Regions from separate parts of the Homo sapiens genome. Here all the other regions are linked to region 1. The links are chromatin loops, found by intact Hi-C in ENCODE. Cell type or tissue: ascending aorta. All regions are shown on one strand. Links, peaks and the distances in the headings refer to the core of each region. The heading gives the core; the rest is flanking DNA. Region 1 overlaps IPO5 (importin 5). Region 2 overlaps MBNL2 (muscleblind like splicing regulator 2). Region 3 overlaps FARP1 (FERM, ARH/RhoGEF and pleckstrin domain protein 1).

What was found. A loop is a pair of places that touch in the nucleus more often than their neighbours do. Peaks named below come from ENCODE experiments on the same cell type or tissue, not always from the same donor. Only the 100,000 strongest peaks of a DNase experiment are listed, where the experiment ranks them.
Region 2: a loop joins it to region 1, with 4 times the contacts of the local background. A loop is called at or near these places in 2 of 110 quality-filtered maps.
Region 3: it touches region 1 in a loop (4-fold over the local background); 3 of 110 quality-filtered maps call a loop at or near these places.

Annotation. Positions count from the first base shown.
Region 1 is chr13:97,973,205-97,979,794 of GRCh38, forward strand. It overlaps IPO5 (importin 5), which reads left to right. Exons shown (of 29, transcript NM_002271.6): 4 at 3,489-3,582. The coding sequence starts at 3,493. Among named protein-coding and RNA genes, the nearest start is that of IPO5, 23 kb to the left of the region's middle. RefSeq lists silencers at 2,734-3,463, 3,644-3,993. In ascending aorta, for the core only: no CTCF peak of the experiment used is centred there; DNase peaks (open chromatin) are centred at 2,697 and 3,317; H3K4me3 peaks cover 3,715 bases; H3K27ac peaks cover 2,553 bases.
Region 2 is chr13:97,271,296-97,277,885 of GRCh38, forward strand. MBNL2 (muscleblind like splicing regulator 2) reads left to right here. Exons shown (of 9, transcript NM_001382683.1): 2 at 4,337-5,114. The coding sequence starts at 4,941. All of the region lies in intron 3 of LOC101927385 (a long non-coding RNA gene), which reads right to left. Among named protein-coding and RNA genes, the nearest start is that of MBNL2, 52 kb to the left of the region's middle. In ascending aorta, for the core only: no CTCF peak of the experiment used is centred there; no DNase peak of the experiment used is centred there; H3K4me3 peaks cover 1,081 bases; H3K27ac peaks cover 4,620 bases.
Region 3 is chr13:98,447,918-98,454,507 of GRCh38, forward strand. It overlaps FARP1 (FERM, ARH/RhoGEF and pleckstrin domain protein 1), which reads left to right. Exons shown (of 27, transcript NM_005766.4): 27 at 319-6,590. The coding sequence ends at 400. STK24 (serine/threonine kinase 24) reads right to left here. Exons shown (of 11, transcript NM_001032296.4): 11 at 1-5,292. The coding sequence ends at 5,256. Among named protein-coding and RNA genes, the nearest start is that of FARP1-AS1, 15 kb to the left of the region's middle. In ascending aorta, for the core only: no CTCF peak of the experiment used is centred there; DNase peaks (open chromatin) are centred at 2,787 and 3,974; H3K27ac peaks cover 1,650 bases.

The sequences.
Region 1 (6,590 bases), core at 626-5,625:
GCTGATTTTTTTTTTGTATTTCTAGTAGAGACGGGGTCTCGCCCTGTTGGCCAGGCTGGTCTCAAACTCCTGACCTCAGGGGATCCACCCGCCTCCCAAAGTGCTAGGATTACAGGCGTGAGCCACTGCACCCAGCCCCTGAGTTATTTTCTTATAAGAAAATGATACTCTTATAAACAATAAGGACACTGTCTATGGGAAATGGGCTTCTAAGTGCAGTAAACTTCCCAGAAGGCTGAGCATTATAAACTCTTCAAAATGGCAAGCCTGCTACCGAAAATACAGTCCCCACTTAGGAGGTTTTCTGGACACCAGAACCAGTCTCCATTGTCAGGACATCTGCTATCTACCCCAAGTTTACTGGAATTTCTCCCATTTTGGGTGGCGGGGTGGTCTCTTCATTCATTAACCTTAAAATTCTTCTCCTTCCCTTTTGATTGGATATTTAAAATGTTAAAATAAGGCTGGGCTGTGATTTCGTGTTCTAGCAGTTGATGTCACCACTAATACAAAATTGTTTTGTTTTTAGCCTGCCTGAAATAATCTTAGGTTTACGCTTTGCCTCGTTAAAAAACAAGCTCCTAGCCGGGTGTGGTGGCGGAGGCCTGTAATCCTAGCACTTTGGGAGGCCAAAGTGGGAGGATCGCCCGAACTCAGGAGTTTGAGACCAGCCTGGGTAACAGGAAGACCCCATCTCTACCAAAACTGGAAACATTAGCCAGGTGTGGTGGCTTGTGCCTGCAGACCAGCTAGTTGGAAGGGCTGAGGTGGGAGGATCGCTGGAGCCCAAGAAGTGGCGGCTGCAGTGAGATCACACCACTGCTCTCCACCCTGGGCAACAGAGTGAGACTCTGTCTCAAAATAATAATAATAACAATAATAATAATAGTAACAAATATCTGCAAACTTGATTGGAATTTCTATTATTTAGTAACTATTAAGCAAATATATGTAACCTACAGACTCATTGCCAATAGAAACACATATCGCAACAGGTGTTAAAAAGTAACTGGAGATCGGGCCATGCCCTAAGCAGCCTCTAAGCAATTTATCATATTTCACTGTTAACCTAGTCATTTGAATGAGTTGTTTTTGTCTGAAATTCTTTTTTTTTTTTTTTGAGACGGAGTCTTGCTCTATCACCCAGGCTGGAGTGCAATGGCACGATCTCGGCTCACTGTAACCTCCACCTCCCAGGTTCAAGTGATTCTCCTGCCTCAGCCTCCCGAGTAGCTGGGATTACAGGCGCCCACCACCACCACACCTGGCTAATTTTTGTATTTTTAGTAAAGACGGGCTTTCACCATGTTGGCCAGGCTCGTCTCGAACTCCTGACCTCAGGTGATCCGCCCACCTCGGCCCCCCAAAGTGCTGGGATTACAGGCGTGAGCCACCTTGCCCGGCCTGTAATTCTTAAAACCTTAATAACCTTGGCTGATGATGAAACCTCCTCAGAATCCAGATACCCCAACGACCCACAAAAAAAAAAAAAAATCAAAATCAAACAAAAAAAAGCTGCCCCAAAGTAATGTGCATAGTGGTTTGTCTAGAAGAAATAACGTGGCATAAGAATGAAAACTTGTCACATCTAAGAAATATAAATTCAACAAAGATAGGTCTGCAGACCTCCTGTAGAGAACCCATCATTGTCATGGCCCAAAACTTTCTAAGAGAATTTTCTCTAGGAACCAATTAGAATCCTTTAGAAAAAAATCTTGGCTGGCCATCCCAATTGCACGTGGATCCCAGGGCTCAGCCCAGATTCTAAACACAGTGGCCAAGATTTAAAATCATTCACCAAAGAGCAAATGTTTTGACTTTCAAAGAGCAGAACTGCAGCAGAATAGCCAACAGGAAATTAAATTCCCTAAGTTAAATACTATGTACTGCCAGCGGTGTAGAACTACTCTTCCATCTCACCCAGTATGAAACCTCCTCACTAGAGATGTAGTGTCCCTTTGGGGCAGAAATGAATTGTTTTTGTAGCTGGGCGCAGTGGCTCATGCCTGTAATCCTAGCACTTTGGGAGGCCGAGGCGGGGGGAGGGCGGGGGGGGCTGGTATCGCCTGAGGTCAGGAGTTCGAGACCAACTGGGCCAACTTGGTGAAACCCCGTTTCTACTAAAAATACAAAAAAGTTAGCTGGGCATGGTGGAACATGCCTGTAATCCCAGGTATTTGGGAGGCTGAGGCATGAGAATTGTTTGAACCCGGGAGGCAGAGGTTGCACTAAACCGAGATCGCGCCACTGCACTCCAGCCTAGGCGACAGAGCAAGGCTTCCACTGACACCCTTAGCCCAATGTATTGGATACAACAGGGTCTCAACAAAAGTACCCTCTGATTTGTACACTGCTCTCTGCCTTTGGCAGCCCCAGGAGTTAAAGAACATCGCGTGTATTATCTGCGCATTAGAATGCTGAAATTGAAATTACGCCTCTAGGTTCCTAGACTGAGATTGAGATAATCAGCCCTGTAAACCAGGGCTCCTTTAGGAAGAAAGGTGTCTCTCTTGACGTTCCCCAATCATTGCGAGAACAGAATCCCTAAACAAGGGATTCAAGGGAACAGTCACAGATCCTGGGGTGGGGGCATGTTTGCTACGTGTACATCCGAAGACGACCGCGGGCTGGGGACGGGCGGCCTGGCGGGACAGCCCCGGGCTGAGTAACCCCTCTTCCGGGCAAGCCCCAGGCGTGAGTCACTGGAGAGCGCGACGGGAGGAAGGGGCGCCCTGAGTCCACAGCCCTGGGGGAGGTCGGAGGGTCTGAAAGCGAGAAGTCCGTGAGTAGAAGGTACGTAGGAAGTGGGTCTAAAGGGACTGCCTTCCTGGGGGTGGGTGAAGGGCTGGATCCCAGGGAGCGAGGGACCAAAGGGGTGGGGCCTGCTCCAGCGGCCACGGGGAGGGGCCGGGGGTCGCTAGAAGGAGGCCGACCAGCCCGCGGCGCCGAAATCTCCCGCGCTCAGCAGCTGGCCCCTCCTCCCCGGCCAGGCCTCAGGCCCCTTGCCGCGGCCGGGCCCGCCGGCCGGCTCCTCCCGCTGTCCCCGCGACGCAGCCCTGGCCCCAGCCCAGGCCTCGACCTCGACCTCAACCCCGACCCCGACCCCGATCCCAGCCCTGGCCCGGCTGCGAAGCCGCCAGCCTACCCAACCGGCGTACAGCCGGCGGCCCCCGATGCGCGGCCACTGACGGCACCGCAGGGTGCGTGGCCAATCAGCGCGGCCCCCGAGGAGGCGTCCTCGGCCCCGCCCCCCTGCGCCCAAGGCCAGTGAGGCGCCGGCGCCGGCGGCCGCGGCGGGGTGAGAGGCCGCGAGGCCCCGCCCCGTCCTCCCCTTTCCCCTTTGCCCCGCCCTTCCCGCGCGGCCCCCCGCAAGCCCCGCGCCGCCGCTGGTGCCGGTCCCCGCGCTGGGCCCGCCCCCGCCCCTCCCGCGGCCCGCGAGCGCGCCTCACGGCTCCTGTCTCCCCTCCCTCCTTCTCTCTCACGCCTAGCGCAATGGCGGCGGCCGCGGCGGAGCAGCAACAGTTCTACCTGCTCCTGGGAAACCTGCTCAGCCCCGACAATGTGGTCCGGAAACAGGCAGAGGTAACCGAGTTCGCCGCCCCAGTCTTCGCGCCCTGGCCGGCGCGCCGACCCTTTACCGACGCCAGCCGCACCGGGCCTCGGCCGGTCCGCGGCGGCCGCGCAGGCTGGGCCCGGCGGGCGGCGGCCGCGCAGCCCACGTGTGAGGCGGCCCGCGGCTCCCGGTCGTGCCCCCGGGCTTTTCCGGCCATTGCTGCCGCGGCGCCTGGCACCAGTTACCTCCCCGCCGCCGCTCGCACCCACGTGCGGCCGCTCCCGACGCGCCCCCGTCCAGGTGTGGGGTGCCGGGCGGGCCCGGGGCCCCAACTTCGCTGGCCACCCCGCTTCCCAGCTCCCCGCTTGCCCCTTTCCCGCTTTCTCCCAGTGGGAGCCCCCACTGCCCTTCCAGCCGCTGTCTCCACCCAGCCTAGCGCTGTGGGTCTCCCAAACCCTGGCTGCTACCTGACCCGTCACGCCTGCTTCTACCCCTGCTCATCTCCCACACCGTCTGTCCCTCTCTTTTTAAATATGTGCCCTGCCTTGTCCCTACTGCCTTTTTCCATTTAGTTCTTTCTCATTCTAGTTCCTAACATCAGAAGCCAGATTTCCCTACCCCCTCCCACCTCCAGTTTTGTGAAGTTGCCTTTAGGGTTTCTTTCTATGCAGTTTCCACCTTACTCTGGGCTTATAATACACTTACTCTGCTCTTCAGACAAATTTTCTTTGCTCTCTAGAGAATCGTGGGATAAATGGGATGTAGTGGGACTTCCGTTGTTTAACTGGGCCAGTACCATATGTTTAAGTCTTCAACTTCATTAAATCTAACCGTAATCTCTTTTTTTCAAACCACCTCTTGTTCCTGGCCTCCAAAATGTGGAGAGACTTTCAAGTGACAGTATTTTAAATATATCTGTAAGCTCATTTACCAAGTTCACTAGAAGACTGATGTTACATTTTCAGCGTTGAGACCACGATTCTTGTGGGATACTTCCAGGGGAGGGAGAAACTTTCCAGTTTCTTAGCTGACCGCCAAACTTGGTTATATATGGGGTTTTTGCAACCATGCGATTGTAGAGTTTCATAAGATTAAGTGAAGGATGTTCAGCCAGATATTTTTAAATAACAAAAATTAATTTTACATATAGCCAATGAAATTGACTGCAAGTCCTCTTCTGAACTCAGGCCTGAAGACTTTTCCAGGTGTCTTTGAAACGACGGTGGTAATCGTTGTTTTGAATAGATGGTGGATATGCTGGTTACACTTAGGGGTTTTATATTAAGTGAAGTAAACACACCCAAAATTCGGTTCTATGTGAAAAAGCATTTTCTACTATTCACTTCATTAAGTTTTTATTTATTATACATGTAATACATGTTCAGGGTAAAAATTCAAACAGTGAATCGTTTCTTATCCCGTTTCCCAAAGGTGACCGCTTGTGTCGTGAATCTTCGCTGAAAATTTAACATACACATTCATTTTTTACTTAATGGGCTTATAATACTATTTACACTATTTTGCAACTTGAATTTTTCACTCTATATTTCACATTGCCTCATAAGTGAGGTTTTGGTCAGCTATAGATTATACATCATATGGATAGATATTTATATAAGCAACCCTCTATGAAATGGATATTGCGGTTTCCAGTGACCTGCTCTTTTAAAAATAGTACTATGCGCAGGAGTACATGTATACCTATCTTTGCATACTTTGCCAGGTTTGCTTGTAGAATACTGAAAAGTAGCATTTGTTCCTAGAAGTGATATGCATGTATTGCACCAGTTTGCCTTGGGGATATGATGATGCTTTAAAAAAAAAAATTAATGCTTTCTGGTAACTCTTGAGATAATTTTTCGCCAAAATAACTTTTTAATCCCAGCATGAAAATAATAGAAATTTTCATGTGTTACAAAGCAGAACAGCATTGTAATTAGTAAGCTAGTTTAATTCTCTCTGTTCCCTCCAGTTGCTTAAGTCTCTATTGTCAAGCCTAGTGGGGAATCTCTCTTCTATTGAACTAAATACCAGTGTCTGGTTTAGCTTGAATTCCAATTGGTGCCTGTTGTAAATCTTTTATCACTTACATCACTTTGGGGATAGTTATCAGCATTCAGCACATTTTCTCATAAAGAACAATTGGAAATAAGTACTGTTATTCTCTTAGTCTCTTTATTCCTAGTGAAAACATTCAGATACTAGGTTTTTACTTTCTTTGTATATCCTGAGAATGTATTAATATGTAAACTAAGTACTGTGATACAGAATTTTCTAATTTGACCTCCAAAAAAGTAAATGTTAAGAGAAGCTCTCTGGTGCCATAGAATGCCCCTTTCTTTTTTGCCTAATGAAATAAGCGTTTTATAAGAGATCAAATGAAATAAAATTAGCATTAAGTCTGATACAGCAAATATAGAAATATTTTCTATGAACTGAAAAATTGGCCAGGGCTCAGTAAATATCTTTGTAATTTACTCATTCAAAATAAAAATACTTAGTCGACACATAAATACCAAACTGTTGACTAAGGTGACTTTTGTATTCAAATATGGTTATATATTTGGTTGAAATCATTGAAGAGACGTCAAAACTCTAAAAAGTTAAAACTTTTTTCGTCGTATATGCCATTTAGTAGGCTTTATAGTTTATTTCTATTTTTAAAAATCTGTAAGGATATTTCTCTTTAACTTTATAGAAAATGTTTCTCATTTGAAGAAACGTATGTGAATGTCCCTGAGTCTCAGAATACAATAACGTGAATAAACCATTGAATAAATAGTTGACAAGTAGTGCAAAGTACAGTATTCATGGTATTTATCACTAGACATTTTTATATGACATAAGCTTAAGTATTTATTAATCATATGCATGGATTTTATTTTCTTACTAAGGTTCTCCATACAGAATTTGTTCCTCATTGACTCTAATAGAGAATTTCATTGAGTGTTTTTTGTAGAGACAGGGTCTTGCTGTGTTGCCCAGGCTGGTCTTGAACTCCTGGCCTCAAGTGATCCTCCCATCTCCCAAAGTGTTG
Region 2 (6,590 bases), core at 759-5,758, 700 kb before region 1:
CAGGGTTTCGCCATGTTGGCCAGGCTGGTATCAAACTCCTGGCCTCAAGTGATCTGCCCATCTTGGCCTCCCAAAGTGCTAGGATGACAGGCGTGAGCCACTGCACCCAGCCTACTCCACTTTTTAAGATTTATTTATTTATTTATTTCTAAAAAAAAACAAACAAAAAACAAAACAAAAAAAAACAGGATACATGTGCAGAATGTGCAGGTGTGTCACATAGGTATACGTGTGCCACGGTGGTTTGCTGCACCTATTGACCTGTCCTCTAAGTTCCCTCCCCTCACCCCGTAAACCCCCAGCAGGCTCTCGTATGTGATGTTCCCCTCTCTGTGTCCATGTGTTCTCAGTGTTTAACTTCTACTTATGAGTGAGAACATGCCGTATTTGGTTTTCTGTTCCTGTGTTAGTTTAATGAGGATGATAGCTTCCAGCTTTATCCATGTCCCTGCAAAGGACATGATCTCATTCCGCTGCATAGTATTCCATGTTGTATATGTACCACATTTTCTTTATCCAGCCTATTATTGATGGGCATTTGGGTTGATTTCATGTCTTTGCTATTGTAAATAGTGCTGCAATAAACATAGGTGTGCATGTGTCTTTACAGTAGAATGATTTATATTCCTTTGGGTATATATACCCAGTAATGAGATTTTTGGGTCAAATGGTGTTTCTGGTTCTAGATCCTTGAGGAATCACCATACTGTCTTCCACAATGGTTGAACTAATTTACATTCCCACCAACAGTATAAAAGCATTCCTATTTCTCCACAGCCTCGCCAGCATCTATTGTTTCCTGACTTTTTAATAATCACCATTCTGACTGGCATGAGATGGTATCTCATTGTGGTTTTGATTTGCATTTCTCTGATGATCAGTGATGTTGAGTTTTTTTTCATGTTTGTTGGCTGCGTAAATGTCTTCTTTTGAGAAGTGTCTGTTCATATCCATTGCCCTTTTCATATCCTTTGTATGTTCATATCAGTTTTTGATGGGATTGTTTGTTTTTTTCTTGTAAATTTGTTTAAGTTCCTTGTAAATTCTGGATATTAGACCTTTGTCAAATGGGTGGGTTGCAAAAATTTTCTCCCATTCTGTAGGTTGCCCGTTCACTCTAATGATAGTTTCTTTCGCTGTGCAGAAGCTCTTTAGTTTAATTAGATCCCATTTATCAATTTTGGCTTTTGTTGCAATTGCTTTTGGTCATGAAGTCTTTCTGCATGCCTATGTCCTGAATGGTATTGCCTAGGTTTTCTTCTAGGGTTTTTTATGGTTTGGGTTTTAAATTTAAGTCTTTAATCCATCTTGAGTTAATTTTTGTATAAGGTGTAAGGCAGGCCATCCCTGCTTTTAAAAGCAAGTTTATCTTAAAGACAAATAGGGTGTGATCTCACTTAGAGGTTCTAAGTGTTCTCACAACTAAAAAATGCTAAGTATGCATATGTTAATTAGCTCAATTTAGCTATTCTACAATGCATACGTATTTCAAAATATCATTTGTATATAATAATCCTATACAGTTTTTGTCAATTCAAATAAATACTTAATTTTAAGCAAGTGTATCTTGGTAGAGTCTGATCATCTGAATTCTGGTGGGATTTTCATAGTAAGTTGAAATGGAAATTCTCCCAGGGGGAAAAAATATATATTTCTTCCAGGGGGAATGAAAAAGGCTTCTTACCTATAAGTATGAATAAAAATGTACAGCATTCACTGAACTGCATTGGAAGCATAGCTCCTGGAGAACTTTTAGGAACATCTGAGTAATTATTCTTGCCATCTATGCAACAGTACCTATGTTTACCTCTTTCTTTTCCTCCATGGGAGCCCTTGGGAGAGACTCTGCTGCCTTTGAGGTTGAGCATCTACCTTGGGTCCTGGTACTGAGGACTTGGGGACTCTACGTAATATTTTTCAAACACTAAGTGTGTTCAGCCCATCATTTGAAATATCCTTGTCATTGGTGCCTCATCTCCCTTGATGCAGGCAGAAATATGTCCTTGTCCTTTGCTTTCCTCATCCTTTGTTCTCCATGGGAGCTAGAGGTGCAGGTTGAGGTAATAAAGATACAAGTCCAGGCTGGTCTATGAAACCCAACCCATATTAAATTTGGTTATTAAACTCATCTTCTTAAGCTCCCTAGCTTAGGCTAGCTGATATTAGCTTCTGTGAATGCAGCGTTGCCAAACAGACATGCAGGAGCCTGCCTGGACCCCTCAAATATTTTATAATTGAAGTTTGCTATGTGTCATAGCTTTCAAGATTGCCAACTTCCTTAAATGTGCATGCAATTATAACTCATGCAAACACTTTTATTAAAATGTAAAAGAATTATTGGGATGAAGTAGCAATTCCCACCAGTCCCAAGAGATGTCCTGCTTAAATAAATGTTCCATCATCAGATAAGCTTGAGACACCATTGAGGCTTCTCCCTTATAAGGGACCCATCAGACACAGCAGCCAAGAAAAGCCCTATTGCAGGCCGGACGCGGTGGCTCACGTCTGTTGTCTCAACATTTTGGGAGGCCAAGATGGGTGGATCACCTGAGGTGAGGAGTTTGAAAACAGCCTGGCCAAGATGGTGAAACCCCACCTCTACTAAAAATACAAAAATTATCTGGGCATGGTGGTGGGCACCAGTAATCCCAGCTACTCGGGAAGCTGAGGCAGGAGAATCACTTGAACTCAGGAGGCAGAGGTTGCAGTGACCCAAGATCACACCACTGCACTCCAGCCTGGGCAACAAGAGTGAAACTCCGTCTCAAAAAAAAGAAAAAAAATTAAAAAACTTAAAAAGCCCTAATGCAAGGAAGCTCGTCTGGCTTGATTTACCCAGAGTTAAATAAACTTAATTGATTTGGGGTCATACTTTTTAAGGGAACACTTGTGAACCACTTAAAAATTATTGGGCCGGGCACGGTGGCTCACGCCTGTAATCCCAGCACTTTGGAAGGTTGAGGTGGGCAGATCACCTGAGGTCAAGAGTTCGAAACCAGCCTGGTCAACATGGTGAAACCATGAAACCCTGTCTCTACTAAAAATACAAAAATTAGCCAGGCGTGGTGTCAGACACCTGTAGTCTCAGCTACTCAGGAGGCTGAGGCACAAGAACTGCTTGAACCCAGGAGGCAGAGGTTGCAGTGAGCCGAGTTCATGCTACTGCACTCTAGCCTGGGTGACAGGGTCCAGTGTGGGTGACAGAGAAAGACTCCATTTCAAAAAAAAAAAAATTATTGCTCTCTGAACTTATTTGTTACCTGCCAATTTAAAATAATCTACTTCCAGTCTTCATTAAGTTCTTCTTAGGTATAAATTTTTTAGAAAGACATCAAGGCTCAGCAGGTATGTAAGGTCATTTGTGGCATATCCTATTTATGAAAATAATCAACTTCTGGACTTTAGTCCTTTATTCATGCTTGTCCCAGTAACTGGAATTTAATGTTTAATGATTTCATAACCCTTGAAAAAGTTAAAAGAAACTGAAGGTGCTTATTTTAGACATCTGAACTTACTGACTATATTTTTGTTGTAGCCATGTGTTTTAACTCCAGCATTCCATACTACAGAGCGTTTTTAGATTATGACTCAGTTAAAAACTAAACTGAACTCAACTAAAACTAATTTACATTCCTGCACTTAGTCATCAGTTAAATTGGTCAATAAATATTTCTTGAGGGTCTAATATACGCCGTAGACTAAGGCACTGGGAATACAGAAATGAAAACTACAAAGAATAGTCTTTGCCCTGTGAATGTTGCAGTGTAAATAGGAAGATAAACATTAGGTAAGTCATGGTGGAGAGGAAGTATTAAGATACCTGAGAAAAAATATCAAGAGGATCCTACCTACCCATCTCCAAGTCCACATCTCTGTAAACTAGGAAGAACATAAAGAAGAAAGAGCCCACACTTCATTCAAAATGACAATATCTTTATTACATAGGAGGGACACATCCCAAATAATTGTTTATAGCATTCCCAACAATAAAATCAATGGCCTAAATGTGAAATTAATTGGAAGCCACAGTCCTAATACACTGTTTTGGCGATTAAGCACATTAGATGGGATTGTTTCAGAAGGCCTAATTATTGTGTCTGCCACACTCATCTGTTTGAGTCATTCCTAACTTTTGGACTGCTGCCTAGACAATTCTGCAATACGGTTTCCGTTGCATATTCTTTTTTTTATTTAATGCATAACTTTTCTCACTATACTCAAAGCTCAAAGCTCTAAACTGTGCTTTTGCAAATTCTAGATAAGAGTTCAATAGTTCGTTGAAGTGGTGATTCCATTGAGTTTGTGTAAAGGTTAATATTTCATTTCTGTTTTGCAGGTTTATCATTTAAAAGTGCCTGTGTGAAGTCACTTTTGCTGGAAAACTGCAGCTTGGGAGCTTTCTTTGTATTCACATCCCACTCTTCTGTCAAGTACACTTTACCCTGACCTTATGAGTGGATGAAGATACCTCAGTTGTCTGACTTTGCCAATTGCTTAATTTCAGAATTTAAAAAGGGGAAAGAAAAACATCCTGCTAAAATATGAACATCTGAGTGTCTTATTTTCCAACATCGTCAATAGCTGTGAGCGTCAGCATTAAATATTCTCCCAAGGAGTGCCATGATATTGAAGTCACTTTATTAATAACAGCTGTATCTGCAAAACAGTCAAGAGACTCGGACGTTGAAAGCCAGAGATGACACTGAGCATGCTTTTATTGCGGCCTACCATCTTTAAGTGGGACATATTGATTGATGAGTGATTGCCTGTCCATACACTCTCTCATCATCCTGTTCCTTGGATTGGACTTCACTAAGCAATTTATCACTCACCTTCAGACTTACATGTGGGAGTTTTCACAACAGTAGTTTTGGAATCATTAGAACTTGGATTGATTTCATCATTTAACAGAAACAAACAGCCCAAATTACTTTATCACCATGGCTTTGAACGTTGCCCCAGTCAGAGATACAAAATGGCTGACATTAGAAGTCTGCAGACAGTTTCAAAGAGGAACATGCTCACGCTCTGATGAAGAATGCAAATTTGCTCATCCCCCCAAAAGTTGTCAGGTTGAAAATGGAAGAGTAATTGCCTGCTTTGATTCCCTAAAGGTAAGAGAATGCGTTTTATGTGTCATTTCAATACCACATTGGAATTGCAAACAGAAGGCTTTTCATTGCATTTTTACAGAAGTTTAAAAATTGCTTTTAGATTCTATTTTCTTGTTTGTGGTGACTGTTGGGAGATTTTTCACTCAAATTTTTTCATATCAGGCATATATAAATTTTTTACATACCCATGTTTAAATTAAAAATACATGATGATGTATTTCTGGTCTGGCATGACATTCATGTACCCAAGAGTTTTAAATCAAAGTCTGGCTTGTGACAACTGAAGATAAATATTTTATCAACATTTGATCTTCTGGAGGTTATATAAAGGTGAAGAAATTGAATGTGTCACTTTTAAGTGCCAGTTATTCTGGCTTAGCTCTTGAAGAGTTTTCTATTCTTATGGCTTTTTTTTTTTTCCTTTGACCGAGTACTTCCTAAAACGCTTTTCTGAAAATGTGTCATGGCTAACAGAAATTATTAAGTACACGCTCAATACTCAATACTTGAGAATCTACTTCATGTGAGTTATATGACAAAAGAAACTAAAGTGATTCAGATGGCACCTTTGATGAGCTTACTGTCTGGCAGGGACAATTCAGCATATCAGCAAGTATCTACAATGCAAGAAGGGGACACATGCCTTGTGGGAGGAACAGACAGCAAAAACATTTCTATGGAGTCCATAGAAGAAAGCTGGTTTCCAACAGACTGTTTCAAGAAATGTTTTTGGAGATTCAAGGCATCTGAGTCATATACTGAGTTGGGTGGAGTTAGGAGGATGGAGAGAATTTAATGAAAGATCTAGAAGTGGCATGAGTTAACCGCTAATGCTGGGGGGTGTATTCAGCCCTAACATTATGAATCTGAGATTGTCTAGGGCGTTCCTACAGGCATAATAATATTGTTTTCAGGAGCAATAAGTAAGGCACATAGGTTAAAAGAGCTCAGTGTTTACATCTCTGCAAGACTTCAGCAAGGTTACCAAACAGTTAAGAAAATTGTTTATCAATGCTCTTGACATATGACTTGAGAAATTATAGAGCTGTTAGTTTACAAAATAGTGACCCTAGCCTATTCTTGGGTGTTAAAGAGACTGAGTTGTCCTTTGGGATAATTTTGTCTTAAGTAAAAAATTATGTCTCATAAGACATAAGTCAAAATTTATAATTTTGTAAGACTTCAAACTTATATTTAAGTTTTAATATATCTTAAAGGGAAATTTTGTCAATACACTCAAAGCAGGAAAATGTATTTCTGACCCAACAAAAGTCTTTTAAGGGTAAAATTTTGACAAATTAGATCTGTAATCTACATCAATACCTACTCCTATTTTATTCCTTTTTATCATAAAAGGTTTATTAGACTAGACTTTAAAATGATGAATTGTTTTGCCTAAAATGGAAATGAATAGATGGATAAATCACAATTCATATAAACTATAACAGTACAAGCATGGTTATATGTTAGTATTTA
Region 3 (6,590 bases), core at 910-5,909, 470 kb after region 1:
GCCATGTCCATGAAAATAGGAGGTAGCGTTCTCCCCAGCAACCAGAGGCCACCTCGCTCCTAACTGCTCCAATGGAGCGGGCAGTGTCACTGCAGCAAGGTACTTCCAGCTCCACACTGAGTGAGTGCCCAGGCCAGTGGGTCTCCACTGTACCTCAGGAACGCCTGGGTGCTGGCTGTTCCCTTGCTCTTCTGCTGAAGTGGCAGATTACCAACCAGGCGGCCTGACTTCACCTTGTGTTTCTGTAAGCGATGCCCACCAAAGTGTCAGGAGTCCGTCCAAACAAAAGGTTGACTAACTGGCGTTCCCGTGTTGCAGGTGGATGGAAGTGATCCGCAGTGCCACCAGCTCTGCCTCGCGACCCCACGTGTTGAGTCACAAAGAGTCTCTTGTGTATTGATGGCCGGACACACTCGTTTCCGCAGTGGCTGCTTTCCTGGAAGACGTTTCCTTTCTTCTGTATTAATGAAGCCTGGTAAAATTAACACCTGTCTGAAAATCAAAAACATGGCTTCCCAGCAGCTCTCCTGTCTCCACAGCCGCGTTTTTTAACCCCGACCTCTCAGCGTCTGAATGAACAGCGCTCCCACCTCCAGTCCTGGCATCCGCTGGGGGCGCTGTTCTTTAGCTAGTGCCAGTATTAAAACATTGTCATTACGAGAGTGCCAAATGACATCTTCCCTCCACCCTGCCCCTGAAAAACAGTACACACACATCCGTTCAACACAAGACAGGGCAAGTGTTTTTCTTCCTAAAAAAAGTTCTTTCTTTTATTATTTTCACCTATTGGCTGCTGCATTTTACGAAGTGGACTTCCCGGTGTTTGTTTGTTTGTTTGCAATACACTCAGTGCAGCCTTAAGCAAATGAGATCATTTTCAGATTTCATTTTTTTTTTCAGTCTTTCTACTTTTGTAATAATAGGAAGTTAGTAGGACTCACTTCTCTGATTAATAAGCAATTTGCAGCACACAGCGTTCCACTGCGGGGTTTCACGCTCACCTGAAAACACCTGTTCCCAACCTACTTCTTGGTGCAAGTTGACCAAATCGTTTTAAGTGGTAACTCTTTCCAACCGTAGCAGGGTTGTTTTCTGTTAAGCAAAGCCGAGATCCAGTGCAATACCTGGACTGTCACCGTCCTGTGAGTGGTGTACACAATGGGAAGATAATAAGCCGTGGTGTTTTGCTGTCTGTCTGTGTCACAAGCATGAAAACCCGTGTGTCATTGATCAGCACCATTTGTGGTATGTTCCGTGATGAGCGTTTAGTGAGCCTGCTGGCTGCAGAGCACTATGAAATCATGGTACGTAGTCCCCGGCACCTGTCGTTATTCCTATATCCTCCTGCAACTGTGGTTTGAAACTGCGCATTCTCTAGTAGTATATATCGTGCCTGTCTTCAAAAACATTTCCCTTTTTATACTCATTCCCCCCAGGCATGGGGTAGTGTCAGTCGGACTGCACAGGGAACACGGTTTCCAGTGGCTTTGGCCCCTACTCGGGAAACGTCTGCCTGTTCTCGATGGTGATGGGGTGGCTGCCATTCCCTTGGTTTTCCTAAGCCCTTTCTAACGAGAGTCTCAAACAAGCGGAGGCGAGGGCCAATTCAACCCCATTCTTTCCAGCGCCCCGCACCATAGCACCTGCCCACCTGAGAACCAGGAACGCACCCTCTCTGTGGAGCTCTGACTGGTGTAGCTGGAAACAAACAGCAACTTGCAAACGGACGAAGAGCCTGCCGTGTGTTAATCATTTGCCTTACAAGATGTACCAGACGGTTTCCAGTACTAACAAAGGGAATAAAAATACCTCACGCCACAATCCAGCATATTGATGTTTTAAGGCAAAACAACCAACTTTGTCTGTAGTCTTCATTTTCTGTGTGGGGGGGGAGGGGGGAAGGGGACACTCCAGCAAGGGTTTCTAAAGCCCCAGTGTTCAGAGTGACACAGGGAGGGCCTGCCCCCCACTGTTCCCTATGCTCCCCCCACCTCCAGGCAGGGGCAGAGCAAACAAACAGCTCCGGGCCACACAGCAGCATCAGGCTCCCTCCAGAAGTCACCACTCACTCATTCCTGGAGACTTGGGGACAAGGCAGTCTCCTCAGCTATTTATTTCTGAATGATTGATTGATTCCAAACTACTTGCTGGACACTGGTGGTTCTGACCTGTGACCAGCACCTCTGCTTCCTGTGTGCCCTCAAGAAAATACTAGTGTGGGTAACAGTCCATCTGAGTGGAGTTTGAGACACACTACACATGAGACACACAATGATGCAGATACTCGTTTTCTTGAGCTTTATTGGCCCCTGCATGATACAGTCCCTGTGCTTAAGAACATGCCCTATTAGGTCACTCTGCCTTTGCTGACACATTTTATAGCAGAAATACACAAGCTGTTTTTAAAGGAGGGAAATATAAAAAATGTTTATAAACTGACAGTGTTTTGCCAGAGGAAAGGTACAAAATGCTACATACAGAACCAAACCAGCCACTTCACAAGAGCAATGCAGGGATAAAACTATTGGATAAGGAAGGCAGATGCACTTCCAAGAAAATCAGAACCCAGCAAGAAGTGGCCAGTGCACCCCAAACCACACTGGTGTCCACCTCATTGGCAGCAGCCAGCCAGGACACAGCTCAAAAACGCAGGAGCTACCAGCCACCCAGTCCACGGCCCTCGTCTCCCAGAGGCTGAGTACCTCCCCAGGCTGCAGGCTCTGGGCAGCTGAGCCAGGAGCAGCTCAGGGCTGGCACTGAGAGGCTACTGGTGACAGTAAACCCGTCTCAAAGGCTGGGCCTGGCTACAGACCAGCAGCAGTTGACGCTGAGGCAGGTTCCAGTGGTAGCCCTGGTGCCTGGGCTCTCTCTTAATGCAGGCCTGGAAGTGGCGACACAAAAGCCAGCTTCCTTGGCTAAGATGCCCTTAAAAACATTGGGGCTGATTTTGTGCGTCTACAGAAAGTAACAGCCCAGGAGAGAATGTACACAGAGGCGAGCTTTCTAACTCCATCAAACCCCACCTCCCCCGACAGGAAATGCTGCCAGTCAACTCTAAAAGAACCACTTGTTGCTCTACGGGGGAAGGGGCTGAGTATGATTTGTCTGGCGACTGCAGAGACTCCCCGTTCATACCAGTATTCATTAGAACCCAGTCCCTCGAGCGGCTCACCCACTGTTACTAGCATGAGACTGGCTTCAGTGCTAAAAACTGTGATGTCATTGTCCATTTGTAAATCTGAAGAACTCTGTAAATCAGAAAAGCTGCTGTCCGCCCTGGCTCACTTAAAAATCAGGTAACGGCACACCCTGGGGAACACAGACTCAATCTGTGTGATTCGCAAGGACAAAACTCATCTTTGACTTATGCCGCCGGCCTCACGTAAGGAAACAGTTCCCCACACAGAATACTCCCTGGAAACACAAAATGAAATCTTCTCCAATTTTATTATTCAACATAACATTCTTGTATGGAGTAATGAGTACAATAAGAATTAGCAACTCAGTTCTATTTCCCCAACCAAAATATATCCCTTATACAAATTAAGAGTTCAACCCAAATCCACTTCTAATAAAATACCTCAATTTTAGAGCTTAAAAACCAGACTGCACTAGCAAACCGACACAATAACCCACTCAAGCATCTGTAGCTCAGGGCTCTGTCCCCTCCCTATAGCTTAGAGGCCACTAGACCAGCAGATAGCTGAGCTACATCCCCAAGCTCACCCACTAACTTCCTTGCTTCCAAAAATCCTGTCTTAACTCCACAAGAACTGGCACACCCACGGGAGATGTCAATCATCAGCTTCAACAAACATAAAAGAATGCTTCATGTACCAGTCAACAGCTGCTGCACGAACCCTCCCACTCCAGAAACCCAGAGATTTTCCCCCTCGCCAAGCAAGGTCCCACAGCAAACCAAGAAAAACAGACACACTGGCTGCCTGCCTAGCAAGCATAGGCCCCTTCCAGAGAAGCAAAATAACTCTTAAGGTCCCCGGCAACCGCTACAGCAATCGCACAGATCAGCAACCTCCAACTGCATCATCTCGGTGAGCAAGTGCGCAAGCAGTCCAGGGCGCTGACCTGGGCACTCGGCAGCTCCAGGCCTGGGGACTTCTCCCTGGAGTCTTCCAAAGTGTCTCATCACACACACACAGCCACGAGTACACACGCACGGCCACACATACACAGCAGGTGCCCTGTCCTCTGAAGAGTCACATTTCAAGGAGTATGCAAAATAAGCGTGTTATAAAATTTATTTGTGTAAGCATTCAGACATTTTTAGGTGGGAAAGATGATATGCAGAATCCACTACAAGGTGCAACAGAAAATCGTATTGGAAAGGACGGTACATCTGGCGCAGACCAGCAGTGGCACGATTCCAAACAAATGTCAGACGAGAGCGCTTCATGGGGAGAAACTGAAAATTATAATTTAAAGCTTCATGAGGCAAGATATGTTCCAATTTAAAACACTAAGAAATAGTACCATCGATGAAAAAGGAAATCAACCTCTAGGTGTACCAAAAGGGGCGTAGGGCAAACGGGGAAAATTTGCATTTGTTGAGGTACAAATAGGAGTGTTCTGTAAGAGAGGGGCATTAATTATTAATGACAAACCCTGCAAATACAAAATAAAACCCAAATCACTGGTCACAGAATTCAAAATGTACATGTAATAAAGGCAAGGCAATAGACTCAAGTTATGGCCTGTCGAATATTTACTCCACTGACGTTATCTACAGAAGCACTTGGCCAGTTTGTACACAGTGATTCCTTATGCACGCCGAAAGGGTTTCCGTAAAAATGACATTATATACAAATCTGTACACCCATCCACCAGAGCGATTCTCCAGCTCCCAGAGGGAGTTATCAACTTAAAGCAGGATACCTGAGGTTTCATGTCTTTAGTTGCCTTATCATAATCCCAAATATACATTTCAGGGTTTGTTTTTGTTTTTAAAGACACTTTCCTGGAATATGTGCACTATGGTTAAAATTAAAAACAAAAGTAATAAAATAAAATAAAATGATCGCTGGAAGGAGCTGACCCTCCCCACCCATCTGAGAGACTTCATCTGGCTGCAGCACAGTGAAGACTGTGTGTGTCCCTGGACGGGCGCCTGGCGCTGGGGTGGCTCCCAGTGGCGCACCTCTTCGGTGGAGTCAGCGAAGGCTCTCGTTGACTTTTAAAAAAGGAGGAGGATGAAGAAGGAAAAAAGGAAAAACAAAACCCCAAATGCCAAAGGAATTTCAGTGGGATGAAGTTCCTCCACCACTTAGAGAGTATCTAGGGAAAAAGAGAGAGAGAGAAGTCAACACATGTCATTTCTCATCCCTGTGCAAAAATTCATATAGTAACCAAAATCTTAGTTTTCATAAGAAATTCCAAGTCATACAAAAATAAGTGGAGCAAATATCAATGTGTAAGTCTAATTTTAAAAGAATGCATATAAAGACTGAGAAGATCATGATTCTTACACAAAAACTCCAGAGCATGTCACCAAAAACCAAGAATGGGTTCAGCCTCCCTGGAGAGATGTGAATAAAACGGGAAATCATATCCCTTTTACTTACGATCAATTGTCAAAAAGTGAACATTGATCCATACATGATGACACAGTAAGATTCCAGGGATGCATATGCATTCCCGATGTGAGGGCAGGAAACCCATTTTGGCCATAAAAATAGTGATGCAGTCCAAGAATCTATTTCCTAGAACTGCTTCCGAAATATGGTCCAAAGCAGGAACAACGTGTCTGCACAAAGATGTCTCTCGGGATTTTCGTAATTACACTAATTTGGAAACAACTCTGATGCCCAACAGTACAGAATCAGTTAAGTAAATTATACAAACTGAAATAACAGACTAAAAATGGTAATTATCTGTATTTACATATATATATTAAAGCAATATTAAAAATATGTACAAGTTTAAAAGTACATACAAAATTACAGATTGGGCATCCCTTATCTGAAATGCTTCTGGCTTTGGATCTGGGAATATCCGCATTATACTTACCAGTGTGCAGCCCCAAATCCGAAATCTGACATGCCCCAGAGAGCAGTTCCTTTGAGCCCCATGCTGGCGCTCAAAAGTTTCAGATTGGGGATTTGGGATATTCAGCCTGTATATGTGCACTATATAAGTATATTTACATGAACAACTTCTGTATCCTAAATTAAGTACTATAGAAATTCTAAAAAATCTTCTTTGCACTATAAGGTAGATAAGAGAATTCAGTAAGTTTATGACCTGGTATGACAACAGAAGGCAATGCACCCAAAGATGCTGATGAGATTTGGGCTACAGTGGTGGGATCATGGGTAATTTCTGTGTCTTCCAAAAATTCTACAAGATTGTCTTCAGAAGACAACAAAGGGTGAGAACGGGGTCCCCTCATGACCACAATTCCCTCAACCATTTTACAACAGACTCCAAATCACAGGTCCAGGAGAGATGGCTGAGGATGTCTTTGACCAGGCTTATCTCAAACGTTCCAATCTAGAGCTCCTCTTTTCAGGCATTTGAAATACTTGGCATCTCTCCCAGAGAACAAATGGTTACATAAGGTCCTCCCAAAAGCA